Linked DNA regions of Mus musculus: regions 1, 2, 4 and 5 are each linked to region 3. The links are chromatin loops, found by intact Hi-C in ENCODE. Cell type or tissue: heart. All regions are shown on one strand. Region 1 overlaps Cep20 (centrosomal protein 20). Region 2 has its middle 69 kb from the start of A630010A05Rik. Region 3 overlaps Myh11 (myosin, heavy polypeptide 11, smooth muscle). Region 4 overlaps Abcc1 (ATP-binding cassette, sub-family C (CFTR/MRP), member 1). Region 5 holds the start of Myh11 (myosin, heavy polypeptide 11, smooth muscle).

The links. Peaks named below come from ENCODE experiments on the same cell type or tissue, not always from the same donor. Only the 100,000 strongest peaks of a DNase experiment are listed, where the experiment ranks them.
Region 1: it touches region 3 in a loop (5-fold over the local background); 9 of 42 quality-filtered maps call a loop at or near these places.
Region 2: it touches region 3 in a loop (9-fold over the local background); 29 of 42 quality-filtered maps call a loop at or near these places.
Region 4: it touches region 3 in a loop (5-fold over the local background); 9 of 42 quality-filtered maps call a loop at or near these places.
Region 5: a loop joins it to region 3, with 6 times the contacts of the local background. A loop is called at or near these places in 11 of 42 quality-filtered maps.

Annotation. Positions count from the first base shown.
Region 1 is chr16:14,308,958-14,313,957 of GRCm38, reverse strand. Cep20 (centrosomal protein 20) reads left to right here. Exons shown (of 5, transcript NM_025345.2): 2 at 1-142; 3 at 2,827-2,911. Among named protein-coding and RNA genes, the nearest start is that of Cep20, 5.9 kb to the left of the region's middle. In heart, a CTCF peak has its summit at 2,357 (motif pointing right); no DNase peak of the experiment used is centred here.
Region 2 is chr16:14,491,195-14,496,194 of GRCm38, reverse strand. No RefSeq gene overlaps it. Among named protein-coding and RNA genes, the nearest start is that of A630010A05Rik, 69 kb to the left of the region's middle. In heart, a CTCF peak has its summit at 2,475 (motif pointing right); no DNase peak of the experiment used is centred here; H3K27me3 peaks cover 274 bases.
Region 3 is chr16:14,234,534-14,239,533 of GRCm38, reverse strand. It overlaps Myh11 (myosin, heavy polypeptide 11, smooth muscle), which reads left to right. Exons shown (of 41, transcript NM_001161775.1): 9 at 1-138; 10 at 3,070-3,165. Among named protein-coding and RNA genes, the nearest start is that of Myh11, 54 kb to the left of the region's middle. In heart, no CTCF peak of the experiment used is centred here; a DNase peak (open chromatin) is centred at 2,083; H3K27me3 peaks cover 4,216 bases.
Region 4 is chr16:14,443,325-14,448,324 of GRCm38, reverse strand. Abcc1 (ATP-binding cassette, sub-family C (CFTR/MRP), member 1) reads right to left here. Exons shown (of 31, transcript NM_008576.3): 16 at 4,851-4,977; 17 at 2,856-3,032; 18 at 680-847. Among named protein-coding and RNA genes, the nearest start is that of Abcc1, 84 kb to the right of the region's middle. In heart, a CTCF peak has its summit at 2,950 (motif pointing right); DNase peaks (open chromatin) are centred at 2,854 and 3,624.
Region 5 is chr16:14,289,124-14,294,123 of GRCm38, reverse strand. Myh11 (myosin, heavy polypeptide 11, smooth muscle) reads left to right here and starts at 2,716. Exons shown (of 41, transcript NM_001161775.1): 1 at 2,716-2,848. In heart, a CTCF peak has its summit at 2,637 (motif pointing right); a DNase peak (open chromatin) is centred at 2,743; H3K4me3 peaks cover 1,474 bases; H3K27me3 peaks cover 4,861 bases.

The DNA.
Region 1 (5,000 bases), 74 kb before region 3:
CGTGCTGAAGTTTTCAATGCCCTGGATGATGATCGTGAACCCCGACCGTCTTTGTCTCATGAGAACCTTCTAATTAATGAATTAATTAGGGAGTATTTGGAATTCAATAAATATAAATACACAGCCTCTGTCCTCATAGCAGGTAAGTGGTTATTCAACACTGGAGAAAAGATCTCCTTTTTTTCCCTAATTCTTAGAAAGCATTTAGCCTGAATATGTAATTTCATGACTGTGTCAGGCAGGTGACTGAACACTTAATATCCATGAGCTCTTGTCATAGCATGAACAAGTTCTGTTAAGCTTTATGCTGTTGGTGAAAGAGCTAGGACCTTCTACTGCAGGTTCTCTGTAGTGGTAGGAGCGCTTTGGCCCAAGAGCTCTCTGGATTCACAAATGGAAGAACGCACGCGCACGAGCGCTTCAGTTACTTTTGATATGCCTTGACTAGTTCAGTGGCTGGGCACTTCTAAACTTCCCCCGTGACTAGCACACATGCCCCTCTGGTATTCCTGAGTTAACAGCTTTCTATTTATTTATTTATTTATTTATTTATTTAGGTTTTTTGAGACAGGGTTTCTCTGTGTAGCTCTGGCTGTCTTGGAACTCACTCTGTAGACCAGGCTGGCCTTGAACTCAGAAATCTTCCTGCCTCTGTCTCCCAAGTGCTGGGATTAAAGGCATGCACCACCACTGCCCGGTGAGTTAACATCTTTTAAAATCTATATTTCATCTCTGCTACCCTGTTACCTTCTGGGGAACTCACCCTATAGGGTCCTCATTCCTTTCCGCCTGCATGGCTGGAAGGTTTTTCTCTTGCAGCTCTTGAATCTGATCCTCCTCCTTCCTAGTCATGGTGATTCTCGCCTCCCTCTCGCCCGTCTCAGTCTCCTGCCGGAGCAGTCTAAAAGTCCTGCCCTGTCTCCCCATTCAGCCAATGGCTGTACAGCAATTCTTTATTATTACTCGAAGCCAGCTGAGGACAGGGACCCCTCAGTCTAGAGGCTTTTTGGGAGCTCAAATAAGACAGAGCTCTGCATGTGATATTAAGCATACATTCTCATAAAGGATAGTGATTCTGCCATGCTGAAGGATCTCTAAAGATAGTATCACTGTCTGTTTCCCTCAGTTTTTTATAGCTGGCTGTATAATACCTTTAACACTCCAGAGGAGAGCAAGAAAAAGGAAAAAAAAAATGAAAACCGTGTCAGTTAGGTGTGTTGGAATTGAGTGCCCCTAGGATGAAATCATGACAGTGCTGTTTCATATGAAATGTTTTAGTGTTTTAGATTGGTATGCTTGCTCATGCCTATAGTCTGAGAAACTCAAGGGGCTAAAGCAGAAAGGCACTGCTTCAAAATATAAAATAGCTGGAGCTCAGTGGTGGAACATTTATTTGCCAGAGCTTAATTCCCCGTCACTGGTAGGAGGCTCGGGGAGGGGCGAATGGGAGGTTGATGATGGGACATGGCTGAGTTTCTGTTCATCAGGTTTGCTTTTTTCAAAATGTCATATATATGGAAGTCTAAAGGCGTTTGATACTTGCCTCACTTCACCTAATATAGTGCACTACAAAGCATTAAAGGTGGTGGTGGCACACACCTTTAGTCCCAGCACTTGGGAGGCAGAGGCAGATGGATCTCTTGAGTTCAAGGCCAGCCTGGTCTACAGAGTGAGTTGCAGGGCAGCCAGGACTACACAGAGAAACCCTGTCTCAAAAAACCAAGCAAAATAAGCACTGGCAGTTGGGGCTGACTTTGTACCTGTGGATAGGGGATGCTGCGGCTGGGCTGCTTTAGCTGCTCTATACTTTGTGACTGCCATGAATCAGATCCGCAGAAACATTTACAGGAAAGGTTTTTAAAATCTCATTTCGCCATATTGTCTGGAAAGTGAATGCTTCCTTTCAGGCAATAACCTACCACTGCTTTCACCTGGCTCTAGCATTTAATCTTCTCCCCAGGAAGATGGTGGCTCATACACGTAGCACTCCGGAAACAAGGTCAGAAGACTCCCTGCAAGTTGAAGGCCTGACTAGGACACATAGCTGAATTTGAAGCAAGTCTGGGCTAGACTGAGAGTCAGTCTAGAAATATAATAATTAATTTTAATCTTAGAATTACTCTCCGTGAATGGAATATTGATTGATTGATTGATTGAGACAAGGCTTCTTTGTGTACCCATGGCTGTCCTGGAACTTTCTATGTAGACCAGGCTAGCCTCGAACTCAAGAGATCCACATGCCTCTGCTTCCCAAGTGCTGGGCTTAAAGTCATAATCGTGAGCCACTATGGCACAACTAAAAGAATTTCTTTTTAATTATAAGTGTTCTATCTGCATTTACACTTGCGTTCCAGAAGAGGGCAGCAGGTTCCTCTGTAGATGGTCGTGCGCCATCATGTGGTTGCTGGGAATTGAACTTGGGACCTCTGGACGAACAGCCTCTTAACCTCTAAGTCATCTCACCAGCCCTAAATGTATATTTTTAAAATGAGTTATTTAGTATTACCATGTGTTTATAAACTATGGACATCTCAGAAAACACACTAAAGTCTAGTATTGTAGTTTTAGATGCAGAAACCATATTACCAATCACAAATTAAGGATAAAACTAAGTATGTGTTAAACTGTAATTAAGCTCCACATTTAATTGTTTGGGTATATGTTAACATCATAAACTCATGTATATGTTAGCTCTGTCTTGAATGTGCTGTCAGCATTCTTCCAAAATCTGAGAAATGTATCTACCTGGGAGGTATGGTTATTATCAAAGTTGAATTTGCCTTTTAGATTAATAGACTCAGTGTTTTCCTGAATTTTTCCCTCCAGAATCTGGTCAACCTGTAGTTCCATTGGACAGACAGTTTCTCATCCGTGAACTAAATGCCTTTGAAGAATCAAAGGATAACTCAATGTAAGAAGTTTTTAAAAAGAGGTTTGCACATGTTATCATCAGATCCTAATGGCATAGTGCTGGCTATGATTTATTTTAATCCAACAGGAACTTATTTAGGTTTATTGTATGTTACACATTTTACAATATCTAAGAAGTGTAGACCAAACATCTGAGGTCTCTGCTGCAGCTGAGCTCTCTGTGGCCTCTGAGGACTGAATACTTAGCCAACCTGCTTCCCTGCATCACTCCCTTTCTTTCCCTCCCTCCCCACCCCTTCCTTCCTTTGGGGGCTTCCTCCCCCCCATCAGTTTCTCACAGTGGTGGTAATTGACACAGGGCCTTGTATGTGCAGCAAGCCCTTTACCCTGAGCAGTGACCCTGGCCCAGCCCTCTACTTCTTTCTTTTTTAAGCTGCTTTTCTTTTCTTTTCTTTTCTTTTCTTTTCTTTTCTTTTCTTTTCTTTCTTTCTTTTTTTTAATAGTCCCAGCTGTCTTGGAACTCTAGCTCTGTTCTAGCTCAGCCTTGAAATCACAGATGTCCAGTTGACTCTACCTCCAGAGTGCTGGGACTAAAGGCATACACCACCAACAACTGGCTTTTTTAAACTTAAAAAAAATGTATGTATATAGGTGTTTTGTCTGCATGCATGTCTGTACACCACATACGTGCCTGATTCCCTCAGAGGCCTTGGAGCTGGAGTTACAGGTGATTGTAAGGCACCATGTGGGTGCTGGGCATTGAAGCTGGACCTCTAGAACAGCGAGTGCTCTGAACCGCTCTGAGACATTGCTCCAGCTCCTCCCCCTTCTTTCTAAGAATGACTCTTCTTGGCCTCTTGATCTTTTTTTTCTTCTTTGTAAAGCTTTGTTCTTCGAGTTGTTTCTTCTTCATATTTAACTCTTCCTCCTTCCTTCCTTCCTTCACTTCAATGTAGGAACTAACTCAGATCTCATCTCTAAACAGAGGAAAGGGGCCTTCCAGTCAGCTTCCTCTTATCCCACCTCTGCTTTATAGCTTATCATTGCCAGACCTGTTGTGTCTGCCCTCTGCTTTCACGTTACCATCCCCTTCTCTTCTGCTGCCTGCATCGGAAATTGTTCCTTCTCCTCCTCTACATGAGTCATTTCTTAGTTCCTTCCCTGTGTTTAATGCCTTTTATATTTTTCCAGAGTCCCTAACTGGTTAATTGGTTAGCTTGTACCTAGTGCCAGAGTGCACAGCTCAGAGAAACCTTTCCTTGCTGAAAACTTCTTTGAAGATTTATGTTTTCCTTCTAAAAGTTCATGGATTTTTTTCATTTGTTTTTGTGGTATAATTATATTTTAATATAAAGTTTTTTTTTTTAAGATTTTTAAAAATTTATTTATTTTATGTATATGAGTACACTGTAGCTGTACAGATGGTTGTGAACCTTCATGTGTTTGTTGGGAATTGAATTTCTAGGATCTCTGTTCGCTCTGGCCAATCCTGCTCGCTCTGATTTGCTCAGGCCCAAAGATTTATTTACTATTATACATAAGTACACAGAGCTGTCTTCTGACACACCAGAAGAGGGCGTCAGACCTCATCACGGGTGGTTGTGAGCCACCATGTGGTAGCTGGGATTTGAACTCAGGACCTTCGGAAGAGCAGTCAGTGTTCTTACCTGCTGAACCATCTCACCAGCCCTGAATTGTTTTTTAGTTTTTTAGTTTTTTGTTTTTTAAAAGATTTATTTATTTATTATATGTAAGTACACTGTAACTGTCTTCAGACACTCCAGAAGAGGGTGTCAGATCTCATTATGAATGATTGTGAGCCACCATGTGGTTGCTGGGATTTGAACTCAGAACCTTTGGAAGAGCAGTCAGTGCTCTTAACCTTTGAGCCATCTCTCCAGCTCCCTCCCCCCGACCCCCAAACTGTTTTTGTATATGCCATTTAACTAAGTCTCCCTCAGTGCTGTCCTGTCCCTAGCATCAAGTATGGGTCCTGAGTTTTTGCAGCACGTTGCAATACTGACTTCTTTTTTCTCCACACAGCTTCCCATCCCATGTTTCTTGTGGTTCTTCACTGTCATAAGAGTTCCCCAGACTTACTTAGTCTTTCTTTCTTCATTGACTCCTTT
Region 2 (5,000 bases), 260 kb before region 3:
TATTTTCTTGGAAAACTTTTTTCCAGCCCTTTACTCTGAAGTAGTGTTGTCTTTGTGACTAAGGTATGTTTCTTGTATGCAGCAAAATGCTGGATCCTGTTTATGTATCTAACCTGTTAGTTAGCATCTTTTTACTGGAGAATTGAGTCCATTGATGTTGAGAGACATTAAAAACCAATGATTGTTAGTTCCTGTTATTTTTGTTGTTGGGGTGGTATTGCATGTGTATGTGTATGTGTATTTGTATGTTTATGTGTATTGTATGTGTATGTGTGATTCTCTTCTTTGAGGTTTTGGGGTGATTAATTTCTTATGTTTTCTTGGATGTACTTACCTTCCTTGTGTTTGAGTTTTCCTTCTAGTATCCTGTGCAGGGCTGGATTAGTAGAAAGATATTGTTTAAATTTGGTTTTGTCATGGACTATCTTGGTTTCTCCATTTATGGTGATTGAGAGTTTTGCTGGTTATAGTAGCCTAGTGTACTGGCTAGTTTTGTGTCAACTTGACACAGCTGGAGTTATCACAGAGAAAGGAGCTTCAGTTGAGGAAATGCCTCCATGAGATCCAACTGTAAGGCATTTTCTCAATTAGTGATCAAGGGGGAAAGGCCCCTTATGGGTGGGACCATCTCTGGGCTGGTAGTCTTGGTTCTATAAGAGATCAGACTGAGCAAGCCAGGGGAAGCAAGCCAGTAAAGAACATCCCTCCATGGCTTCTGCATCAGCTCCTGCTTTCTGACCTGCTTGAGTTCCAGTCCTGATTTCCCTTAGTGATGGACAGCAATATAGAAATGTAAGCTGAATAAACCCTTTCCTCCCCAACTTGCTTCTTGGTCATGATGTTTGTACGGGAATAGAAACCCTGACTAAGACACCTGGGCTGGCATTTGTATTCTCTTAGGGTCTGCATGACATCTGTCCTGGATCTTCTGGCTTTTATAATCTCTGTTGAGAAGTCTGGTGTAACTTTGATAGGTCTGCCTTTATATGTTACTTTGTCTTTTTCCCTTATGGCTTTTAATAGTCTTTGTTCTGTGCATTCAGTGTCTGATTATGTGGCAGGAGGATTTTCTTTTCTGGTCCATTCTATTTGGTGTTCTCTAAGCTTCTTGTACATTTATGGTCATCTCTTTCTTTAGGTTAGAAAAGTTTTCTTCTATGATTTTGTTAAAGATGTCTTCTGACCCTTTGAACTTGGAATTTTCACCCTTTCCTACTTCTATTATTCTTAGATTTGGTCTTTTCATTGTGTTCTGAAGTTCCTGGATATTTTAGGTTAGGAGCTTTTTACACTTTGCATTTTCTTCGACTGATATGTCAATATTTTCTATAGTATCTTCTATGCCTGGGATTCTCTCTTCTATTTCCTATATTGTGTTGGTAATGCCTCCATCTGTAGCTTCTGATCTCTTTCCCAGGTTTTCCATCTCCAGTGTTGCCTCCATTTGTGATTTCTTTATTATTTCTATTTCTATCTTTAGGTCTTGGAACATTTTTTTCAATTCCTTCACCTTCTTGGTTGTGTTTTTCTGTATTTACGAGATTTATTTGTTTCTTCTTTAAGTGCTTCTACCTGTTTGCCTATGTTTGCCTGTATTTCTTTAAGGGAATTATTTACATCCTCCTTAAAGGCCTCTATCATCTTCATGAGATGAGATTATAGGTCAGAATCTTGCTTTTCAGGTGTGTTAGGGTACCCAGGGCTTGCTTTGGTGGGAGAATTGAGTTCTGGTTGTGCCAAATTTCATTGGCTTCTGTTATTTATATTCTTGCACTTGCCTCTTGCTATCTGGTTATCTCTGGTGTTAACTGGCCTGGGTGTCTCTGACTGGAGCCTGCCTCCTTAGAGGCAGATATAGCTCTGTGACCTGGGTTATAGCAGGACTCCTAAGAGGCAGGCACTGCTGTCTCTAGTTAGGAGAGGCCTTCTGTGTCCCTGATTAGAGCAGCCTTCTGTGTTCCTGATTAGAGCAGACCTCCTGTGTCCCTGGGTAGGGTACACCTCCTGTGACCCTGGGTAGGGTGAACCTCCTGGGAGAAAGGCAGGCTTTGGGGTCTGGGAACAGGATCTGCCCCAGTTACAGATGAAGATACAGGCCAGAAGGACTACGGGGATCAGGCAGAGCAGGATAGATCCCAAGTCTGCTGGGCTCTTTGGGTACCCAGCTGGCATGGGTATTGGGGCAGGGATCTCACCTGTATCCCTAGTTATGGTCAACCTCCTGGGAGACAGGTAGACTGTGTCCCTTGTTATGGTAGACCTCCTGGGAGACAGGCAGGTTGTGGAGTGTTTGAGAGAGGCAGACATGCAGATCTGCCCCAGATGAAGGTACAGACCAGAAGCTGTGCTATTCTTAATAGGTTTTTAAAACCTAGCGGTTTGGCAAATATCCAATGAAATCTTATCCAATGAAACCTTGTCCAATGAAACTTCATCCAAATATGTATAAACCAAATTTGGTGTCCTCAATCAAACACCAGAGGGAGACAAAGGCACATAAAACTCCTGATCAGTTCAGAAACTTGACCTTGTCCTATAGGTCTTTCACTTGCTAAAGTTACACCAAGATATTTTATATTATTTGTGGCTGTTGTAAAGAATGTTGCTTCCCTAATTTCTTTCTCAGTCTATTTACCATTTCTATAAAGGAGAGCTACTGACTTATTTGAGCCAATTTGCAGAAGGTGCCACCTGAAGTTCTCTGGTAGAATTTGGAGGGTTGTTTGTGTATACAATCATACATTGACAAATAGTGATACTTTGACTTCCTCCTTTCCAATTTGCATCCTCTTTATCTTCTTTAGTTGTCTTATTACTCTAGCTATAACTTCAAATACTATACTGGATAGAGAGAGAGTGGGGAGCCTTGTCTTTTTTCAGATTTTAGTGGGGTTGGCTTAAATTTCGGGCCATTTAATTTTATGTTGGGTATTGGCTTGCTGCATATTGCCTTTTATGTGCTTAGGTATGTGTCTCATATTCCTGGTCTCTCCAAGACATTTAACATGAAGGAGTGTTGGATTTTGTCAAAGGTTTTTTCAGCATTTAATGAGATGGTCCTGTAATTTTTTTCCTTGAGTTTGGATTATGTTGATGGATTTTCATATATCGAATCATCCCTGCATCCCTGGATGAAGCCTACTTGATGTTGGTGAATTATGGTTTTGATGTGTTCTTCGATTTGGTTTGCAAGTATTTTATTGATTATTTTTGCATCAGTGTTCATAAGTGAAATTGGTCTGAAGTTCTCTCTCTTTGTTGAGTCTTTGTGTAGTGTGGGTATCAGTGTAACTGTGGCCTCATGTAATGGGTTGGCCTGGTGCAGTTTGTATTCTAATATTAATAATGTTATAGATATTGTGTCAATTTAAGGGATAATTTACAAATAAGTATAGTTTTGGGGCATGAAGGAAACTAAATAGAGAGCTTAGACTCTGGGATTTCTATCTTTCCTTTCCTCTTCTCTGTCCTTTTCTTCTTTGGTAAAGGGAAAGAGTTGAAAAGAAAAAGGGGGATAGAGTAATATTTTTTTAAAAAATCAGACAAATAGAGATGGATTGTGTATACATAAACAACCCTAAAAATTCTATTATTAAACACAAGCATTTTATAACCATAATTTTTATATGTTGATGCAAAATTGAGTTTATGTTGTTTCATTGTACTGAATTTGTATATTGATAGAAATTTTCATTTATATAAAGGTTACAGTTTTCATTGGTATAAATCTTTGTATACTGCTATCAAATTTAAGTTTTATTTTATTACTCTTAGATAAGCATTGTATTTATCCAACTCACTTAAAAATACAAGGCTTAGTCCCAATATTAGTCACTACTATTACAAACTGTTTAAAATAATTCAATAATGCAAGTTAATATTCAGAGAGTCAGACTCATGGTCTTATTAGATACTAATTTAGTTAATTACAATAAAATATTTTCAAGGTTACTCAAATAGTAAATAACTAAAAATAATCAATGTTTAACAATTCAGTTAGGCTATATATACTTCAAAACGTCAAAGATCCACAGAATATAGCATTAAAAATCATTTCATTATTAAACGATTTTTCATTAACTCCTTTTTTTTCCTTTTTTTTATTAGGTATTTTCTTTATTTACATTTCAAATGTTATCCCATTTCCTGGTTTCCACTCCAAAAACCCCCTATCCTCTCTCACCTCCCCCTGTTCACCAACCCATTCACTCTCCCTTCCTAGCCCTGGCATACCACTACACTGGGGCATGGAGCCTTCACAGGACCTAGGGCATCTCCTCCTATTGATGACCAATTAAGCCATCCTCTGCTACATATGCAACAGGAGCTATGAGTCCCACCATGTGTACTCTTTGGTTGGTAGTTTAGTTCCTGGGAGCTCTGGGTGTACTGGTTAGTTCATATTGTTGTTCCTCCTATGGGGCTGCAAACTTCTTCAGCTCTTTGGATCCTTTCTCTAGCTCCTTAATTGAGGACCCCATGCTCAGTCCAGTGGTAGGCTGCAAGCATCCAACTCTGTATTTGTCAGGGGCTGGTGGAGCCTCTCACAAGACAGCTATAATAGGCTTCTGTCAGCAAGCACTTGTTGGCATCCACAATAGTGTCTGGGTTTGGTGATTTTATATGGAATGGATCCTCAGGTGGGGCAGTCTCTGGATGGTCATGCCTTCAGTCTCTGCTCCACACTTTGTCTCTGTAACTCCTCCCATAGGTATTTTGTTCCCCCTTCTAAGAAGGACCAAAGTATCCACACTTTGGTCTTCCTCCTTCTTGAGTTTCATGTAGTTTGTGAATTGTATCTTGGGTATTCCAAGCTTCTGGGCTAATATCCACTTATCAGTGAGTAAATACCATGCATGTTGTTTTGTGATTGGATTACCACACTCAGAATGATATTTTCTAGTTTCATTCATTTGCCTAGGAATTTCATAAATTCATTGTTTTTAATAGCTGAGTAGTAGTATTGTATAAATGTACCAAATTTCCTGTATCCATTATTT
Region 3 (5,000 bases):
TGCTTTTGGAGAGCTTCAACAGCTACACATTTTTATCCAATGGCTTTGTGCCCATCCCAGCTGCACAAGATGATGAGATGTTCCAGGAGACACTGGAAGCCATGTCTATCATGGGCTTCAATGAAGAGGAACAGCTAGGTGAGTTTCATACCTTGTATCTAGTAAGCTGGACTTGTGATGCTGGGGGATTCCTTACTGGCCCTCATCTCGTCAGGATGCATGGCTACTCTCTGGGTTTCCTACCTCCTGAAAGGAGGCAGAGAGGGAGAGAAGAAAGACCAAGAGAAGGAAAAGTGAATCCGTCCACATGTGACTTATTAGGCACATGACTCTTTTGGTTGCAACTGACCCAAATTGGCTTAAGAAAAAAAAAAAAAGTGATTCGCTCTGTGTTAGTTATCTCTGTTACCCTGGTGACACTGGACAGGAACAACTTAAGGAAAGGAGGATTTATCTTGGCTCATGGTCTCTAGGGTCTCATTCCATCATGGAGGGAAGGCATGGTAGAACTGTTCAGACCATGGCAGCAGGAATATATAGCAGAGCTCCTTAAATCACAGCAGGCAGGAAACAGAGTGGGAAGGAACTGCCCCTACAAACCTATTTCCACAGGCCAGGCCCTACCTAAAGGCTTTCAAAATAGCATCATTAGCTGGGGACCAAGAGCTGGGACGATAAGCTTATGGAGGATAGCCCAAAATCAAACCAATCAGTCCAGCATTGGAAGACTCAGACATGCTGGCTGCAGGTTCTAGGTTCTCGGGACTTAGAATTTCTCTTAAAAGCTGGTTTCTGGTCCTCCGTTGTTCAACACCACAGTACCTATTAGGCTGTAGTTTTCTTGACAACAAATGCAGTTTGTTACAGCCTTCGGGTTTGTAGCCACAGTGTAGATGGGGCTCGCTATTATTGCCCTGAATAGTGGTATCTCACTAGCTTGTGTTGGTGGGCTTAGGTGAGTGTGTGCGTTCCATGGTTACCTATGATGTTAGGAACACAGGACAGAGAGGTATAGGTGCTAAGAGCAGGCTCTTAGGGCTGAACACAGACACATCAGACCTGAATAAGGTGATGCAGGGTCTGCAAGGCTCTTCCCGGGAACTCAGCTGTGTTGACGAACTGATACTTGATGATAATCATTCCACAGTTGGCTCTGGAGCCCATTCACCCCCTGCTGGCTTCAGTGCTGTGGCTCCAGAGACACTTCCTTCTGGCTCAGACCAACTCCAGCATTCAGAATTAACTAGGGCAGGACTATGGTAAACTGGCCTCCCTTTCCACACCCTCTGGGGTCCCAGAAATATCCAGTTGCTACAGTGAGGACTATAGGATAGGCTGGTCCGTATAGAATAAATAGCCTATGGTCCAGAAAAAGAAAGTTCTAGGAGCTACATAGCAAGCTCAAGCAGACAGGCGTATAGACTAAGACCGTGTCTCAGAGACAAAATTAAACAAGCAAACCACTCATGGAGGCATACACCTTTAATCTCAGGACCACACAAGCAGAGTCAGAAGATTCTCTGTGAGTTCCAGGCCAGCCAGGGCTACACAGAGAAAATTTGTCTGAAAAACAAAACCAAAATAACAACAACAATGCAAACAAATGAAAACAGAAGAAAGCCAGGTGGTGGTAATGCACGCCTTTGATCCCAGCACTTGGGAGGCAATGGCAGGCAGATCTCTGAGTGTGAGGCTAGTGTGGTCTACAAAGAAAGTTCCAAGATAGCTAGGGATGTACATAAAAAACCCTGTTTCAAAAACAAAAATAGAAAAAGAAAATATCAAGGAAGACTTAAATCAGTGATGGAACATATAGGAACCAAATGGAGCAAGGGTTATCCCGATTGCCTTCTGTGGTGGTACATGCCTGTAAACAGCACCTGGAAGGGTGAGGCAGGAGGATTGATCTTAAGGTCAGCCTGAGCTAAGCAATGAGATCTGTCTGAACGTAGGGAAATACGCCAACAATCAATGCCCACAAGATAAACCAACATTTCCAGCTGCAGAGGTGGGCACTGCTGCCATCTACTGGTGAGTGATGGGGGTGCTGCTAAACATCTGTGGATGTACTGGACTGCTTTCTGCCCAAGAATTTCTACTGAATCAGCAAGGCTGAGCTGGCGTTAGACGGCGCACCCTCCCTCTGCAGGCACTTTGGCAATACCTAGCTTAGAGTTGTACTTTTGAGCACCTCTAGGCCAGCATATCCTAGTTCACAAAGTTCCTTTTGTGGGTGTTAGTAGGAAAGAGAACACCCTTGGCAGTGCCTTGTCTGTAACAGCTTCACAGTGAAGAGGAGTGGGGGTGGGAGTGGGTTGGTACATTAGCAACTGAATCTTTCTCCTCTTGACTATGTCTGGGCTTGTGGTATGAGGTCATCTGCTGTGAAGGAGACAAAACCCATGGTTTGGCCTGGGGACCAAAGGAAGATGGAGTTTCTAGGCTTTGTTACTAGGACATGATAACTTCTTGGTGACTGACTCCACAGTTCAAGTAGGTCTATTGGCAATCATCAAACACACCCTCTGCTCCTCCAGATATTCTTTACCTACCCATCTCTATCCATCCTCTATTTATCCACCCATTTACTCTATCCATTCATCTTTAATCCATCCATTTATGCATCTTTCATTCATTCATTTATCCATCTCTGCTCAGGTATCCATCCTCCATCCATTTATCCATCTATGCATCCATCCTCCATCCTCCTCCATCACTCCTACATCCACCCACCATCCATCCTCCATCCATTCATTCTTTCATGTATAATAGTCAGTGAGCTATATTTGGCCCATGACTGGAGCTTACAAGTCCCTGCTGCATAAAGAAATCCCATGTGATACAAGGTTTTCCAGCAACTTCCTGGCAATACTCATTTCCCACATTCGAGCATCTTCTTCTGTAAGTCAGGGAGTCAGACAATCTTGTCCAGACATGAGAACTCAGAACTCGGTCTACAGAGGGATGCCGCTGCTTGACTCTTAGTGTCCAGTGATGATTAGATTGATGGCTTTCAAAATACTTTGGCTGCTACTGACTAACCAATCCACTCTTCTCTCCCTACTTCAGCCATCTTGAAGGTAGTATCATCTGTCCTTCAGCTTGGAAACATTGTCTTCAAGAAGGAGCGAAACACAGACCAGGCATCCATGCCTGATAACACAGGTACTTGTCACTTTTCCCAGTGATGATAGCTTCTGGAATAAAGAAGCAGGTCACACTCAGGCACTGGTGGTATAGATGTCCTCCTTATCTATGGCTACACATGGCAGTCAGCTGTGGTCTAAAAGTACAAGTCAACACAAGGAGAGAGTATGACAGAGAACAGCCACCTTTGTGTGACTTTTATTATAATACACTGTTACAATTATGTCATTTGTTGTTACTGTAATTGTTACTTTAATAGTAGTACTTCTTTTGGAGACAAGGCCTCAGTGGATAGCCCAGGCTGGCCTGGAACTCCCAGTTCTTCAGCCTCCAAGTGTTAGGATGGCAAGTACGCTTCACCATGCTGGCTACCTGACTTATTCCTAATTCCTGTTGTTAGCTCCTCATGGTACCTCCTGTTTAAGTTAACTTTATCAGAGGTCTCTATACAGGAAAGCATCAGCATGCATAGGGCTGGCACCATCTCAGTTCCAGTCATTCACTCAGTCTTGGGCATATGCCCCATCCCTAGGGGGGGCTTTCTGCTGTCTCTGCCTCTTCCTTCAAGTGTTTCATGGCTGCAGATCCTACAGCACAAAATCAGAAACTCAGTGGTTCCAGCCAGATGGGCCCTCACGCATGGGTCACCTCTTCTGAGCTCTCCAATGGTTTATGTATTGAATAAGCATTTCCAAGCAGTTGCACTCTGCCAGGCCTTAAGACACAGCAGAAAGAAAGCCAGCTCAGTTCTTCTTATGGTACAGCCTTGGTGAGGAGCCAGGCCTCAAGCTCCTTGCAAATGAAGGGTCCCAGATAAAGCACAGGTGGTCCAACTGAACCCAGTTTTCAGTCAAGCCATAACACTTTCCACCACAAGAGTGTTCCCTGGGCAGAGCAGGCGGCTCTGAGGTCAGAGCACTTGTTGCTCTTCTAGAGGACCCAAGTGCAGTTCTCAGCACCCCGGTTTGAAACCTCAAAACTGCCTGTCACTTCAGCTCTCAGATATCCATCACTCTTTTTAGCACCCACATGCATGTGTGCTTACTCACACACATGCATAAACAAAAATAAAACCCTTAGAAAGAGAGTCTACTATAAAGTGTTATTTCTCTGAAATTCTTATTTAAATTAAAACCCTGGTTACCCTCCTCTGGATTTCCCACCACTGATTCTGGCCATCTTTCTTGAAAATACTCAAAATTTTCTGTCTCTGAGAGGATCACCTGGCTCCCATCACTCTTAGTAGTAGCTAAATATCCGGTTTCTAGTTTTGGGGCCACCACAGACTCTGTATTATATCACTGTACAGCCCCACAGAGCCAAGTCTATTGGACATATATTGTGTAGTAACCCGCCACCCCTAAATGTGACATATGAATAAGATCCAGTTCTCCATGAGAATCCAGAGACATGAACAGATAGCTTGTGAAGCAATGGAGGACCCACAAACTTTAGTACTATCTGCACCCCATACCCCCCCCCCATGTGATAGACAAATCTTTGTGTGTGGGAAGCAGCTGGGACGTGGTTCTGTATGTTTTTGAAAATAAGTTTTTAAATGCAGAAATATATACAATGATATAACGAGCCACATGTTTATGACCTGACTAGACATATATGAATACATTTTAGTTTTCCTTTTTCTTCTTTTGTTTGAAGTTGTTTCTGTTTCTTTACCTTTTGTTTTTTGAGGCAGGGTCCCACAGAGCCCATGCAGGGCTCAAACTCCCTGTGTGAGCAGAGATGACCTTGCACTTATGGTGCTCCTGCCTGCATGTCCCAAGCGTGGGCATGACGGATGCGCACCACCACACGAGTGCATGAGCATTTCTTTAAAGAGAATTAAACAGTAG
Region 4 (5,000 bases), 210 kb before region 3:
TATCTCAGGGCATGGTTCAGGTCCAAAGGCTGTGGGCACACGCACACCCATTCATATATTCCCTCTCTCCCTCCTCCTCTCTCCCTCCCTTCCCCCCACCCCACCCCCCACACCCTCTCTCACTCTCTCCACAGGACCCACCCTGTATCAGGCAGGAGCAGCAGGGGACAAAGAGAGCAGAGGCCTGCCTGGTCTCCAGGGATAAAGACAAAATGAACCACAGGCATGGAAGTAGTATTGGGATAGGGGAAGACAGTGTAGAGAGAATGCTAATGCAGAGTTGAGAAGACTATTTGGGGAGGAACCTCTAAGAGGGAGACAGAAACTACCAAGAGTGTGGACGAGGGGATAGTAAGGCCACCACACTACCTGCATTAGAGCCCATTGTGTGTTTGCAGTACTGGGGACTAAATTCAAAGCCTCTGCACACTAGGCAGGCACCCTACCACAAGGCTGCATCCCAAGCCCTTGTCTTTTAAGGTAAGTTCTTGCTGTATAGGCCAGGCTAGCCTAACTCTTCCATCTCAGCCTCCTCAGTGCTGGGCTAACACACACACACACACACACACACACACACACACACACACACACAGAGGACGCATGAAAGCAAGCCCAAGGATCAAAGACTTGTCCAAGGCCACACTGTCAATCAACTGAAGTCCTGGCCCTGGGAGAATACCTTGTTCTTCAGTAGGCCCATGGGACCAACCACCTTCTCAAAGATGTGCTTCCCAACATGTGCATCCACAGCCGAGAGGGGGTCATCAAAGAGGTAGATGTCAGAGTTAGAGTACACAGCCCGGGCCAGGCTCACACGCTGCTTCTGGCCCCCTGACAGGTTCACACCCTAGGAAGACAGTGGGAAGAGTGGGTTTCTTGGGATCCCCAGGACCCCAGAACCATACAAAACAAGAATGGGGACAGAAGAGCTGCTGACTGGGGCACCTGGCCCCCAGCACATACTCAGGGGAGGGAAGTAGACAGTCAGGCCTGCTGGCACGTCTATCAGTCCAGCTGCTCAGAGCCTGAGGAGGCAGGAAGACGGCAAGTTCAAAGTGAGCCTGGGCAACATCTCAACTGAAAAGTAAAAGAAGGGCTGCGGGTGCAGCTCAGTTACAGAACATGAGCCCAGCCTGTCCCGGGGTCTGTAGTGCCACAGAAAGAGGAGGAAGCGGCAGCTAATGGTATCTTAAAACTCATCAGCCTATAGAAGAGTCTATAGAAGACACAGTGTGGATGACAAAGATAGTATTATTTGTATACCTATTATATTATTAGGCAGTAGCTGACACACCTACTGTTGCTGTTAAGTGTTCTGTGGTGAGCTTCACCATGAGCTACCATTCCTATTAAAGTCACAGAGTGAAGCTGGCGGCACCCAGGGCACTTCACTCACAGAGGAAGGGTTCAGCACTGAGCAGCAGCAACCAACTTCCAACAATGAGGGACCAACACTGTGGCCATGTACAGCTCAAATGCCCAGTGACACCTACTGAGTAAACTGACCCAATCTGTGCCAAGACTGATCCTAGTAGCCAGCTCCCATATATACATATACATATACATATAATATACATATACATATGATATACATATACATATGATATACATAGACACATATATAGGCAGAGCTAGGGATGGGGCTCGGGGCCTTTGCCCATACTAAACAAGTATTCTACCATTAAGCCACATTGCTATCCATTTTTAGTATGTTATTTTGAGATGGGATCTTGCTGGTTACCTATTCTCCTGCCTCAGCTTCCTGCATTCTGGGATGATAGGCCCAGTTAAAGAAGATCCCTTTAGTCCCTGCATATTGAACTGAAGTAGACAAAATCAGTCAACCCTTGACTCCCTTCAAACTCTGGCACTGAGACTAGAAGGGGACAGTCAGGTATCTCCAAGTGCGAGATCCCAGCATTAACAAAACGGGAAAGGCTGATAAGCAGGCTGCCAACCAACCCCCAGCCTGTTTCGAAGACCCTGGCAATCCTGCCTTGGATCCCACATAATACTTAGACCCTTCGGTTTGCTTGGCACCTCCAACCTATTTAAACAAGGGTCCTAGGCAACCCAAAGGATCTCCAGGTCCATGCCAAGTAAAGACACCATGCATCAAATAAGCAAGCTGGGGAGAAGATCCTTGGCTGGAGACTAGGAACAGACAAACTCAGCTCTCCCAAGAGGTCCCTGACACTGGAGGTGGCTGCACTTCCAGCACACACACAAGACAATCACTTGCCCCACAGCAAATGGGCTGGGAGTCTCGTCCCTCTTCCAAAGTGGCAGCAGAACAGGGGACAGGAGGGACTTAAGAATCTCTTTCCCTGGGACTCGGCATCAGGCAAGTCTGCTGGCCTCCCTGAGCCTCCCTTTCCTCAGCAGTGCATTAGGGATCAGAGCAAACCCCTCTCATGAGCTACCATGCAGATGACTTAGGTTAAAAATGTTAGTATGGCAGCAGAGAGAAGTGGGTACCAGCTAGTCTAGAGCCGTCCCCATCATCAGTCCCCATCATCACTCGTATGCACATCCCCTAGGTACACTGTGACCTTGTCTTGTCCTGCGGGTGGCACAGTATGTGGCAAAGCACAGCATACCTTTGGCTTTTATTCTCTTACTCTACATCACCACGTGAGAGGCTCCCACTTAGATGGCGACTGACACCTCAACTAAGACCACAGCACCAAGAGCCATATGGTGGATACCCTGGCCAGACTTACATAGCATGGCAAAAGGAGCTTAGCCACAGGCTAGAGACAGCAGGTCCCTGACAATCCACTCACAGGCGGTCCCAACAAAGTTTGTCACACAGCAGCAGCTGATGCTGCCAGCTGTACCCATGTCACACTCACCTTCTCACCGATCTCTGTGCGGTCCCCACTGGGCAGGATTTCCAAATCTGGAAGAAGGGCACAGGCTTCCATAACTGCCTTGTAGTAATTTTCCTGCAGGGGGTGCCCAAACAGTATGTTCTCTCGGAGAGAGTCATTCTGAATCCAGGCCTGCTGGGGCACGTAGGCCACGGAGCCCTGTGTGGCAGGCAGTGGAAAAGACAGACAGACTTGATAAAAAGACAACAGCAGACACCTGCCTGTGAAAAGAACCAACTTCCCAAAACACACACAGCCAGGATAAGAAGAAAGGAGGGCACTGATCCACTGGAACAACAGACAAGGAACAAAAGAATCCAACTCCTTTAAGGGACAGAAAGGCCAGCTTGACTGGTCAAGGACAACTCATGGGACAGCAGGACAGCAGGAAAGCAGGTGTCAGGGATTAGTTCACACATGGCTAGTGTCATGCCCACCTTTATCAAAAAAAAAAAAGGTGATAGAAAGTCACAAAGGATTCTAAACTACAGGAATAGAAATCAATGACCTAAATCTGTATCTAAAATCTCAGAAAAAAAAAAGACCAAATTGCTATTTAAACATTCCAGTTTCTATGAGCCTCAAGTGTCAGGACCCCTCAATTGTACAGCTCAAAAAATACTCAGCCATAGGCCATGTCTACCAAGACACTGGGGAAAACTAACACTTTCAATATACTTTCTGAAATCACCAGCTATAAATAGTTCTTGGACACAGGGCACCAGTGCCTGGGATGGCAGGAACCCAGGAACTATGAAACAGACTGCAGCATGGATCTAATGACAAACAATTTCCCTTTGTCAACCTTGGGCATGTTGGAAGAAACAAGCGAGCACATCCAGAAGCAGCAGCTATCTGCCTGGACCCAGATGCTGCTCACTTACTTCCAAAGAGCACTGAACCAGCAAGGGGAAGATCTGGATTGAAATCAAACAGTGACGTAAGACCACATCCCCACACTCGAGTTCTCAGGGGAAGGGGATGCAGATGACAGGCAGGTACAGGCAAACACATCTGGCACAAGCTGGCTCAAGCAAAATAGCTGGGGTTGTATTGTGTTTTTTTATCCCCAGCTGCTCCAGAGGCTGCTGGTGATACTCTGGATCTTATTTACATAGCAGGCAAAGGCCTCCAAGGGAATAAAGCACTTGTAGAAAAGTCCCAAGAGACTCATTTTCACAGCAGCCGTCAACTCACAGAAAGTTTAGCTCAGCTCAGAGCATGCTGGGCCTTGAATTGCTAAAGCCACACGCTTTCCCTCCAGGCCCGTATTAAGAATTCAAGTAACACTAAAGATTTAAAATGTGTTTCTTACACCAGGTTCTGAGATTATTCCAGCCACATCAATCAGTACTGAAGTTATGCCCTATTTACAAGATTCAAAAGAAAGAAGAAGCCAGAAGGTTCTATCCAGAGACCACAGGATGAAGTGAGAGCGGGGGTTGGGGGAGCCTTCCCTGACAGGATGCTGGGAGATCCTCCAGAGTCTTTACCCCTCCTTCCCTCTGTCCGACATTTTCAGGCAGATACATCATTGTATTTTGGTCATATTCACCATTGTGCCTCTCCCTTTCTTGGTTTCTTCCTCCCTCAAACAGCCCTTTCTGCTTTCAACACACGCACACGCACACGCACACGCACACACACACACACACCCTCGTGTATTATTCAGCCAGGAAAACAGGAAAATGGTTGGGGCTGGAGATCATGTGAAGTGAAATAAAACAAATTCAGAAGGAAGGCAAGAGCCATGAACAAGCACTCCTCGGCAGTACATCTAAGCATTCACGGCCTGTTGACTGAGCAGCTATCACATGTCACACTGGCCAAGGCACTGAGCAAAGAAAGAAGTGGCTGTCACTGAAACCTTGCTTTCCTAGATGAGCCGAGATGGCTGCTTCTTTTGACAGTTTGTAAGAGACACTGGGCTGAGCCTTCCTCCCAGACCATCTCTCCCCATCCTGGTCCCCATCCTACCTTGAGAGTCACATGTCCCTCCACCTTGTCCATCTCAGCCAGCAGGGCTGACAGCAGAGATGACTTCCCGCAGCCTACCTGGCCCACCACGGCCACAAGGGCTCCTTCAGGAATGGAGAAGGTGATGCTGCAAGGACACAATGAGGAGCC
Region 5 (5,000 bases), 55 kb before region 3:
ACAGACAGAGGGGGGTCCCTGGGCTTTGCTGTCCGGCTCTGCAGTCTAGCAGCCTAGCAGAATCAACAAGCTCCATGTGCAGTGAGAGATGCTCATAAAATAAAATGGAGGGGCAACTTATGGACACAATGTTGACGCCCACACTCGAGAATGTATACACAGACACAGTGTAACCACCAGCCATGCCATGAATGGACCCAGGTTGGAATCTCAGCTCCTCTGTTAACCTTGCTCTTATTGGCCAGATGATATATACTCTTTCAAACCTGGATCCTCAGCAGTAGATGCTGACGAACCTACTTCATGCCATCATTCTGGGCATTAGATGTAAAGAAAGCAGTAAAGTTTCCCCTTTCTTGACTGAGGTGATGAGGTCTGAATTCCATCTCTAACACTTATATAAAGACACCCAGACGGCACTGGACAACAGACACACTGTAACCACCAAGCATCCCAGCCCAGCTGTGAGAGACTGTCTCAAAAACAAAGTAAAAACAACAAAATCAATGTCAGATGTGCACACATTGGATCCCAGCATGTGTAAAGCAAGTTTGTTGCCAGCCTGGTTTACACAGAGTTTGAGGCCAACGAGCTAGAACTGTGTATACAGTGAGACCCTGTGGTAGATGGGTCCTGAGAACTGACATCTGCGATTGACGGGTGTGCACATCTACCACATGCACAACACAGTTTCCATTAAAAAAAAATGCTAACACTAATTGATTGGGGAGCAGGGTGCCCTACTGCTTACACGTGAAAGTCAGAGAATGATGTGTTCCATTCAGTCACGTGGCTCCTAAGGATGGAACTCAAGGCAGTCTTGGGCAGCAAGTGCTTTTGACCAGTCTTACTGACCCAGTCTCTCCTTGTACTGAAATTAGTTTTGTTTCAAAATTGATACCATTCTTTAAAACTCAGCTGTGCTCCTTGGAATTGACTTCACTGAGGCCTGCTGCGGGAGTGCCCTTCCTTCCTAACACGGGGATGGCAAGCTCTGGGCTGGTTCCAGACTGGGATAGGTGCAGGTGGGTCCTGGGCTTCCCTCTTCCATTCCTCCTGGGCTCAATGCCCAGACGGTTTCCATTCCTTTTACGTGCAGCTGCGAAGAGGCTTTGGGGAAGCAGCCTCGTCCATCATGTGGAGGGCTCCTCCCCCACCTCTACATCGAGGCAGCCAAGCTGCTGTCCTTGGCTCTGTGTATTGCTGCCCAGTGAGGCTGGGATGGGGTTAGGAATGGGGATGGGGAGGACCAAGATCCAGATGTTTTCAAGTCTGAGAAGCAGGTGAGCTTGGTCCTGGACGGATATGGAAGGGGTCCAGATGGGCTGGGATATGAAAGGCCACACAGCACCCCTGTTGGCTTTGTACACAGTGATCCGTAACTCAGCTCTCCAGAGTGAACATTGGTATTAAACAGTACTGAGCTTGCTAAGGACCCTCACAGGACTCAGTCTTCTGGCCTGCAAAATAGGGCTGGGGCAGGTTTGGCCAGAATCATCCTTGGGTTGGAAGAACCAGCTGCACCTGGGTCTGGAGCTCCTGTCTGAGCACTGGGGTCCCTATACCGCCCCGCGGGCTCAGCGGGAGGCTGCGCGGGACCATATTTAGTCAGGGGGAGCCAGAGCCCCGCTGGTATGCCACGCTGGGAATTCCTGTTTCGAGAATTGCGCCTGGCCTTTTTGGGTTGTCTCCCGCCCAGGCCCAGGAGGGAGGACCAGCCCGGGACCTCGAGGGTCCGCGCGCGGGGAGCGAGGCGTCCCCGGTCTGGCGTGGGGCCAGCTCTGCCTCGACTTCCTTTTATGGCCTGAGTGGTGTGTGTGCAAGGGGGGGGGGAGGGGGAGGGAGAGAGAGAGAGAGAGAGAGAAAGAAACTGACTTTAGGGACATAACAGATGAAATGATAGAGACAGAACAAAAATCGTCACAGGGAAATCAAAGCTAGAGTGTAATGGAGAGTGTGTCAGGTCCGACAAAAGAGACAGGGAGACAGGGACCTAGATCCATACAGGGCTAAGGGAAAGAGATTGAGAAGTATCCCTTGCTGAGGGGGGACAGCTGTGAACTTGCGGGGGACCAGCAAGTACCCCGCATTCTCTTAGGGTCTTAGCACGCATCCTCCAAGTGCCATAATGCACTCTTTCTCCAGCAGCACCCCGCTTTTCAACGATGTTCAGAGAAACCACGTTATTGGTTCCAGGCACCCTGGGATTATATTTAATTTTGGTTGTAGCATGAATGGAACTGCAAAGAACAAGTTAGGAAAAACAAGTTTCCCTTTCTTTTCCCACACATTCCCAGCAGTCACTGGAGGATATGCGGTGACCTGCTTTGCACCTTGCAGAGTTCAAAAAAAAAAAAAAAAAATCACCTTTCCCCTCCCTTTGCTAAACACAACCGCCCTCAGATCTAAGAGGTGGCAGGTGAATGAAGAGGGGATGAAGGAGAGTGGGAGGTATCAAGCCTCCAGTATGTATGAACAGGAAGAGGTTAAAATCCAGCTGGAATGGACCTAGGGGGAGAAATTCTCACGTTTCCCTACAGACTCTGTATACCGGATTCCTTTTCTGTAAGGACCCAGGATCTGGGTGGCTACAGGGAGCGAAGCCTGAGGCTGTGGGTCAGTGCGGCTCTGTTCCTCACCTGCAGGGGGCGCCGCGAAGGGAAGAGGATCCTCCCACTCTCGGACGTCCGACAGCCACCTCCCCTTTCCACTCTCAGATAGCGCTGACTCTATAAAGCCAGGCGTCCGAAGCTTACAGAGAGATTTGGACCATCCCAGCCTGGGATCAGTGCCAGATCCGAGCTCTCCATCCGGTGTCCTCCTGCTAATCCACCCCCGGAGTAGATCTGTAAGTAGAGTTGGTCCCTTAGGGGCAAGCCTGGGTGGTGGGTTTAAGCCTTCTAAAGCATCCTCCTGGGAGTGGGGACTCCAGGGGTCCTGATTGTTATCTCTTATAAGGACAATGGGAAGAAGCCGGGTACAGGATCATTCTAGACCTCCTGTGATTACTCCCCTCCCCCCCCCCACTACCCACCACGTCAAACCAGCATCCCCAGGTTGCCCATGAGCAGAACCACCTGGGAAAGTGGAGTAAGCAATTAAAGATTCTGGTGGCTGGGCCCAATTCCAGGTATTTTAAGACTAGAGTCTAAAAAACAAAATGGTCTACTTAAAAACCAACCAGTGTTTATAGGCTGCACAGTGGACAAATGTGCTGTGGTAGAGCACTGCGGGTCCTGGGTTCAAATCCCAGTATTTGGGATGGTGATCGGAACCCAAGGTTAGTCTGACTAGGTCATGGGATGGATAATCCACTGACCATTGCACAAAGTAACTCAGAAACATGGGTGAAAGTGTTGATAGTTCTGAGCACAGGCTGTGGTGTGTGTGTGTGTGTGTGTGTGTGTGTGTGTGTGTGTGTGTGTGTGTTTTCCATCTACTTAGGTGATTTTGCTGTGGATTGTTACTGGTAGACAAGGCTGCTTATTGTAAGATATGGCTAGTTTCTTTCACTCTGTTCCCTTCCAGACCCCAGACTCTGTGAATTAACAAGGGAGTTCTTCTCCTGGTTGGTTAGGGCCTCAGATGTCCAGGTGGGTGCGGAGGCTCCATTTGCCTCCCCACCCCCAGGTGCACCGAGTGAGCAGGCGCTGGGTTTGGGGCTCCTCAGTGGGAAGGTTACTCTTAGGACAGAGAGAGGAACTAGCAGGAGAAAGTTCTGCGATTCCAGTTCAGAATTGTTTGGAAAGCACCTTTCAAAGTTATGTCTGTCAGAGAACAAAAGAAACCTTTTAGAAAGCCGGGACTAGGCTGTTTAGGTTCTACCTCTAAGAACTGCGAGAAGCCATGGAGCTTGCTGGGAAAGAAGGGACGTCCGGCTGTGTTCAGCACACTGCTCTGCTCCGTTCTGTGTCCTCTGGTGAAGGTTCTTCTCTTGCTCAGTTTACTTCAAGATGCTATTTTAGACTTGACTTAAAGAAAGAGAGCTTGACCATACAGGTCCAAAAGTCTCTCATGGCAAGGAACACCTTCTCTTTTTTGATGTGGTTGATGGCACACTTAACAAGCCAGGTACTTAACAGCACTTCAGTGGAATCAAGTTATTTGAATCATTATATACACTTCATCACGAAGTTGATCATCTTGTCGTGACAGCTCTTTGTCTTTCCTGAAAACCAAAATTTGTTGGACTCCTGTTTCTGGTGGACTCCACCACTTTTTGAAGAAGATTGAAACCTTCTACCAATTTAAACTGACAAAGGCTGTTCCCTAGAGAGAAACAGATGTGGTAGGAGTCCATGAGGCTGGGTGACCCCAAAACACGCCCGTGCTGAGCCACCCTGGAGAAACCTGTGGGTTTGCTTCATAAGCACTATGGACTTTCATTGTTATATCTGAAATAGAGCCTCTCTTCCGTACAAGGTAGTCACTATGGATTTATCATTACTTTTCTGTGAGAGGCTGGGCTGGAGGCAGACATGCCCTTGTATGGTAGTGTTTTCTACGAGGCCATCCCCAGCCCCCTTGGCCAATCACCCAGCCTTGCTATGCAGCCTGGCTGGCTTGGGTTCTGGGTGCTTCACCGTCTTTCCCTGTAGAGATGGGGGGCACTTAGAAGACAGTGAGGCTCTTTTTTCCCTCTCTCTTCTTATTTGGAAGTTCTATTTGTATATTTTTTTCTGGTGGAAATTAGCTCCTGTCTTCCATACATTTAATAAGAACAGGTGGTATTTACATCTGATGAACCATTGAGTAATTTAGAAAACTATATCCTATTTCAAATACTCAGAAGGTCTTAACCACATTATTTTGCCAGGTATAGTGGCTCATGTCTATAATACTAGCATTTGGAAGGAAGGCTAAGGTGAGAGAATTAATGAGAGTTTGAGGCTAACCTGGAATACATAGCAAGTTCAGGCCATCCTGGACTACAATAGGAAACACTATCTCAGGAAAAAAAAATGGGAAAAAAAATCAAACCCCAGCCTAATGGTGCGCAA